Regions from separate parts of the Homo sapiens genome. Here region 2 is linked to region 1. A link is an interaction called in ENCODE POLR2A ChIA-PET data of the cell type or tissue named here. Cell type or tissue: IMR-90. All regions are shown on one strand. Each heading gives the region's core, and the rest is flanking DNA. Links, peaks and the distances in the headings are about the cores only.

The links. Peaks named below come from ENCODE experiments on the same cell type or tissue, not always from the same donor. Only the 100,000 strongest peaks of a DNase experiment are listed, where the experiment ranks them.
Region 2: POLR2A ChIA-PET joins it to region 1 with 6 read pairs; 2 of 35 experiments call an interaction of 5 or more read pairs at or near these places.

What each region holds. Positions count from the first base shown.
Region 1 is chr20:20,037,120-20,039,959 of GRCh38, forward strand. CRNKL1 (crooked neck pre-mRNA splicing factor 1) reads right to left here. Exons shown (of 14, transcript NM_001278628.2): 11 at 2,490-2,729; 12 at 1,230-1,331; 13 at 204-452. Among named protein-coding and RNA genes, the nearest start is that of CRNKL1, 14 kb to the right of the region's middle. In IMR-90, for the core only: no CTCF peak of the experiment used is centred there; a DNase peak (open chromatin) is centred at 1,062; H3K27ac peaks cover 475 bases.
Region 2 is chr20:19,946,353-19,949,265 of GRCh38, forward strand. The region is part of intron 4 of RIN2 (Ras and Rab interactor 2); the gene reads left to right. Among named protein-coding and RNA genes, the nearest start is that of NAA20, 70 kb to the right of the region's middle. In IMR-90, for the core only: no CTCF peak of the experiment used is centred there; a DNase peak (open chromatin) is centred at 1,769; H3K27ac peaks cover 297 bases.

The sequences.
Region 1 (2,840 bases), core at 13-2,512:
CCCCTTCCCGTTCTCCACCTCTGACTGGACCATATGTTCTACCCCGTGTTTCCATAACAGCCAGATTGCAACCATCTCCTACTCCAGGTGGTCTGCTTCCATTCTAAGATTGTACATATGCCACTTAAAAGTCCACATTTCGACGTCAGAAGTGTTTCTACTCATGTGACGTGAGATGAACAGTCCCAGGGCAGAGTTCTTACCCCATCATCAGTCTGGACCTTTCTTCTCTTCTTGACTTTCTCTGGCATGAGTTTGTCTACTCTCTCCTTATCTGAAGCTGTTCCAAATTCTTCTTCAAAACTTCGCCAAGATTCCAGCAGCATAAGTCTCTCTTCCTTTTCTTCACAGTTTCGCATGGTTTTGTTAGCTTCTTCATAAATTTGTCTGCATTTAGTCAAACTTCCTTCTTTTCCTGAAGACAACTCAAACTGAGCAAAGCTGATCCATACCTTTAAAAAAAGTTATTATTGAACCAAATTAACCATATCACTCAGAAGATAATAATGTAGTAATAATAAAGCGAATTCCCAGTTAATGACATCGGAAAGTAATGTGTGCATCACTAATGTTTCACAGATGAAAACAATGAATATATGCTTCAATATAAACACTGAAAATATTTGATTCTACATTCTACAATTAAATGTCTGACATAGTCTTAAACTCTTGAAAAGAGTTTAACTTGGCTGGGTGCAGTGGCTCACGCCTGTAATCCCAGCACTTCGGGAGGCTGAGGTGGGCAGATCACGAGGTCAAGAGATCGAGACCATCCTGGCCAACAGGTGAAACCCTGTCTCTATTAAAAATAGAAAAATTAGCCTGGGCATTATGGTGCGCGTCTCTAGTCCCAGCTACTCTGGAGGCTGAGGCAGGAGAATTGCTTGAACCTGGGAGGCGGAGGTTGCAGTGAGCCGAGATAACGCCACTGCACTCCAGCCTAGAGACACAGCAAGACTCCGTCTCAAAAAAAAAAAAAATAGTTTAACTTTTTTTCAATCTTGTGATACCCAAGCTACTCACATGCAGCATAAACAATGACCTGGTATAAACTTAACATTCCAAACATTCCAAAGTCCTCTGAGACTCACGTTTCTCTTGAAAAGCAAGGAAGTCATTAAAAAAAAAAAAAAAACAAAAACCCAAACACTTAAAATACAGAAATATATCATTTTCTTCTGGACTGCTGATTCAAGCAAAATGAAAGATCATCTACAAAGCAAGGATACCTTGACATGCTGCGTCCGTTGAAGCAACCGCCGGTAAAGGTTTCGTGTTCTTTCTGTTTCTTCCTGCTCAATTTCAAAATCAATATATGATTTCCAAAGCACCTAAGGAAGAAAAGTAAATGGGTCAGTCTTGACATTTACAAAGCAGCATGCCCCCATCCAAAGCACAGCTGAAGTATCACTCTAACCTACATCTAGGAACATAGGATTTTTACTGAACAACTAAAGAACACATGTGGATAAGATAAATAACATTGGTATCTATAAGCTGGCCAAAACTTGGCTAGAATTCCAGATTACAGAAAAAGGGCCTTGGATTCAGTCTTAGAGATTCTCTTTGGAAGTTTTTCAAATGCTTGACTTATCAAGAGCTGAGAAACTTGCCAAGCATCTCCCAGGTACTCCATATTCTAGCCACACGCAATTGAGCGTCCAGAGAGAAAACAGGCCCAGGTTAGCCAGTATGCATGTTCTTACCTCTACTGTACATTCCTTGTTATTATGAGAGTTCAGTGCAACAAGCATTCACTGAACAGGTGCGCACTGGCTCGGTGCAGCCTGGCAGGGAATAAGGATGAATAAACCGTGGCATGGACACCTGAAAGCTGGCAGTCTGGTGGAGGAGCCGAGGACAACTGATGAACTCAGTGATACCCAAAGCCCTGCCTTAATTAATGCAATCAGGGGGCCAAACCATTAAATGCAGGGTCATGTTAGTGCATGAGATTAACAAAACGGCTGGGTGAGTTCTACGACTCATGTGAGATTCAAATCTTTCCTAGCTGTGGTTTGGTGCTACCTTGTGGGTCAAGCTTAACTACTGAAGGCAGGCGAGGACTTTCAGGACAGTGACAACAGAAGTTGCAAGGACATCCTGGTTTAGAGAATACAGGGATGTGCAGTTCCTACCTCCATCCCCCTCGTTCTCCGGGTGGGCCAGCCTGCTGGCTTCTTCCTTGCCTGGCCTCTTCCCCAGCCCCTTTAGGCTTTCCTGCTGCAGAAGGGGCGTCACCCACCCCCATGATATCCCAGTTCATCCTGGGCATCATCCTGGATGTCTACTGCTCTGGTATCTAATGAGAGGGCTACTTCCCCTGTCCCCCACAGCCACCTTTCCACGTACAAGCCTAATCTGAGTAGAAGAGACTAAGTTAGTTAGATCATCGTTATACTCTAAAATACACCCACATTTAGATGGTCATCTAAAGTAAGACTAAACACGTATCTCAAACAAAATTATATTTGACTTGAGATGCTCACCTCTGGCATGTCTAAACGTGGCTGACTGATGGCTAATTCATAGATTGCCCGTGCTCTGTCAATATCACCAAGGATTGTCTCTAATTCAGCGAATTTAATCCATGAGGTACAATTTTCAGGTCCAAATTCCAGGAACTTTTCATAAAGCTTCCGGCATCTGTCAAATTCTCGAAGCTGTAGCTCCAATTCTATGTAAACTTTAAATAATTTGTTCTTTGGACATTTGCCTATGGAAGTTCCCTGGAAAATAAAATAACCAGACCACTGTGATACTGTAGTGGATTTAATCTGTGCAGTTATTGCACTGCCCTAGAGGCTGTTCTCTGCTGAGGAAGAATCTTGCAAAGTCAA
Region 2 (2,913 bases), core at 305-2,804, 90 kb before region 1:
GAGACATTCCAAGTAGCTTGAACTCAGTAATGAGGAAGCTGAGCAACAGCATGTAGATGTATCTACAGGATGATCTTCCCAGGCCGGCGCCGGGGTTCACACCTGGAATCCCAGCACCACTTTGAGAGGCCAAGGTGGGAGGATTGATTGAGACCAGGAGTTCGAGACCAGCATGGCCAACATGGCGAAACCCCGTCTCTACTAAAAATGCACATATTAGTCTGGCATGGTGGCGCTTGCCTAGCTGCTCGGGAGGTTGAGGCACAAGAATTGTCTGAACCTGGGAGACAGAGGTTGCAGTAAGCCGAGATTGTGTCACCACTGCACTCCAGCCCTGGGTGACAGAGCAAGATTCTATCTCAAAAAAAAAAAAAAAAAAAAGGGAAAAGCAAATTCAGCTGGGTGCGGTGGCTCACACCTATAATCCCAGCACTTTGGGAGGCCGAGGTGGGTGGATCACCTGATGTCAGGAGTTCGAGACCAGCCTGGCCAACATAGCAAAACTCTGTCTCTACTAAAAATACAAAAATTAGCTGGACGTGGTGGCGCACGCCTAAAGTCCCAGCTACTCAGGAGGCTGAGGCGGGAGAATTGCTCGAACCCAGGAGGTGGAGGTTGCAGTGAGCCGAGATCGTACCACTGCACTCCAGCCTGGGTGTCAGACTGTCTTAAAAAAAAAAAAAAAAAGCAAATTCAGTATCTTTACCATAATTAGGAAACACACTGAATACATATAACCATTAAAATAAGTAATGGCCATTAAAATTAAAACCATGCCTCCATGGATTACCTTGATGTATCCATCACTTTTTGGGAAACATTGTCAGTTTCTAACAACATTGAGATATTACAAAATATCAAAATTGGGCTAGGCATGGTGGCTTGTGCCTGTAGCCCCAGCTACTCAGGAAGCTGAGGCTGAGGCAGGAGGATCACTTAAGGCCAGGAGTTTGAGACCAGCCTGGGAAACACAGCAAGACCCCATCTCTAAAAAAGTATTTTTTAAAATTAAAAATTTAAATATCAAAATTAACCTACACTTTTCCACCATTAGAGCTTTATTTTGTTTTTGAGTTTTCCACTTAGTAGCAAAACTACAGTTCTTTATGTTTGGGAGACAAACAAGGTAATGAATCTTAAACCATAATTTAGTCAGAGTCAAAAGTAATATGGAACCTGAGTTCTGCTTTTGTTGTTGTTTTTGTTTATTGATAAGAACTTATCACATGATAATTAGCCCATTGTCTTCATTCTGTAACCACTTATTAAACACTTACCATGTAAACAATGAGAAACTTTGTTTTCATAAAAGTCTAGGAGATTCCCGGAAACCTTCAGGGAACGAGCCCTCAGGCTTCAAGAAAAGCCAGGATTTTTCGTAAAGACTGTTTTCAGGGAGTGCCTGGCCAGAAAGGTGAGACTTGCAAGGAGAGACATGGGCGGAGCCTGCCGCTCACTCCTTCAAATCCCAGGTCTGGGGCAGTCCTTGTAGATTCCACCAGGATTGGCCTGGGAAAGCCGGCAAAGCAAGCAGGTGTTGCTCTTCCAAGAGGAGAGTTCTCCATACCTTGTGGAGCCTGACATGGGAGAGAAAGTCCTGTCTAGGGCCAGGGTTTGGGGAACTGAGATACAAGCCGAAAGCCAAGCTGCTTTTGAGAAACTGTGATAATCCTTCCTCCAACTAACTGCTGACCCAGTCATCCCAGTGTCTCCAGATGACTCATGTAAGTAGAAGCAAACAGGGTACCTTGATAAAACACAAGGGTAGACCACAGATGGTTCCAGCTCCAAGGCAGATGTGATACTGACAGTGCTGAGACACAGCTGCTCGCACAGACACACGGAAGGGAGCCAGAGAACTATGGAACTTCCCCTAGGAAAGCATCATTTGACTTACGGGCCACAACCACCTTATTTATCTCCATAGGGGACTTGCCATTCATTCTATGAGGGGTTTTCAGATATTGTTAATTAACTAAACCAATCCCATCCTAGCTGAATTATGATCTAACAGTCTGCTATAGACTGGAAAAAAATATATACATATACATATTTTTTTGGAGACGCAGTATCCATCTGTCTCCCAGGCTGGAGTGCAGTGGCGTGATCTCGGCTTACTGCAACCTCCGCCTCCCAGGTTCAAGCCATTCTCATGCCTCAGCCTCCCGAGTAGCTGGGACTACAGGAGCGCGCCACCACACCCAGTTAATTTTTGTACTTTTAGTAAAGACAGGGTTTCACCATGTTGGCCAGGCTGGTGGAAAAATCATAGTACATTTTAAATATTTGTTTGAAATCACTTTTGTTCTTAAAAAAAATCAGGCACATCTTACCATAGATGATATTAAATTGTCCATTTAAAAACTCCAGTTTCTCGGGAACACTCCCCAAGGCAACTTGGAAGTATGCCCCAGACAAAAGTGATTGTCTTGAATGATTTTAATTTTAATTTTATTTATTTATTTATTGAGACAAGGTCTCACTCTGTTGCCCAGGCTCGAATGTAGTGGCATGATCACAGCTCACTGCAGCCTCAACCTCCTAGGCTCAAGCAATCCACCTCCTTCTGCCTCCGAAAATGCTGGGATTATAGGTACAGGCCACTGCACCAGGCCGTAATTTTACTTTAAAAAAAAAAAAATCTAGGCTGTACACCGTGGCTCACGCCTGTAATCCCAGCACTTTGGGAGGCCAAGGCGGGGGATTGCCTGAGTTCAGGAGTTCCAGACCAGCCTGGACAACGTGGTGAAACCTCGTCTCTACTAAAAAAAATACAAACATTAGCTGGGCATGGTGGTGTGTGCCTGTAATCCCAGCTACTTAGGAAGCTGAGGCAGGAGAATCGCTTGAGCCTGGGAGGCAGAGGTTGCAGTGAGCCAAGACTGCACCATTGCACTTCAGCCTGGGTGACAG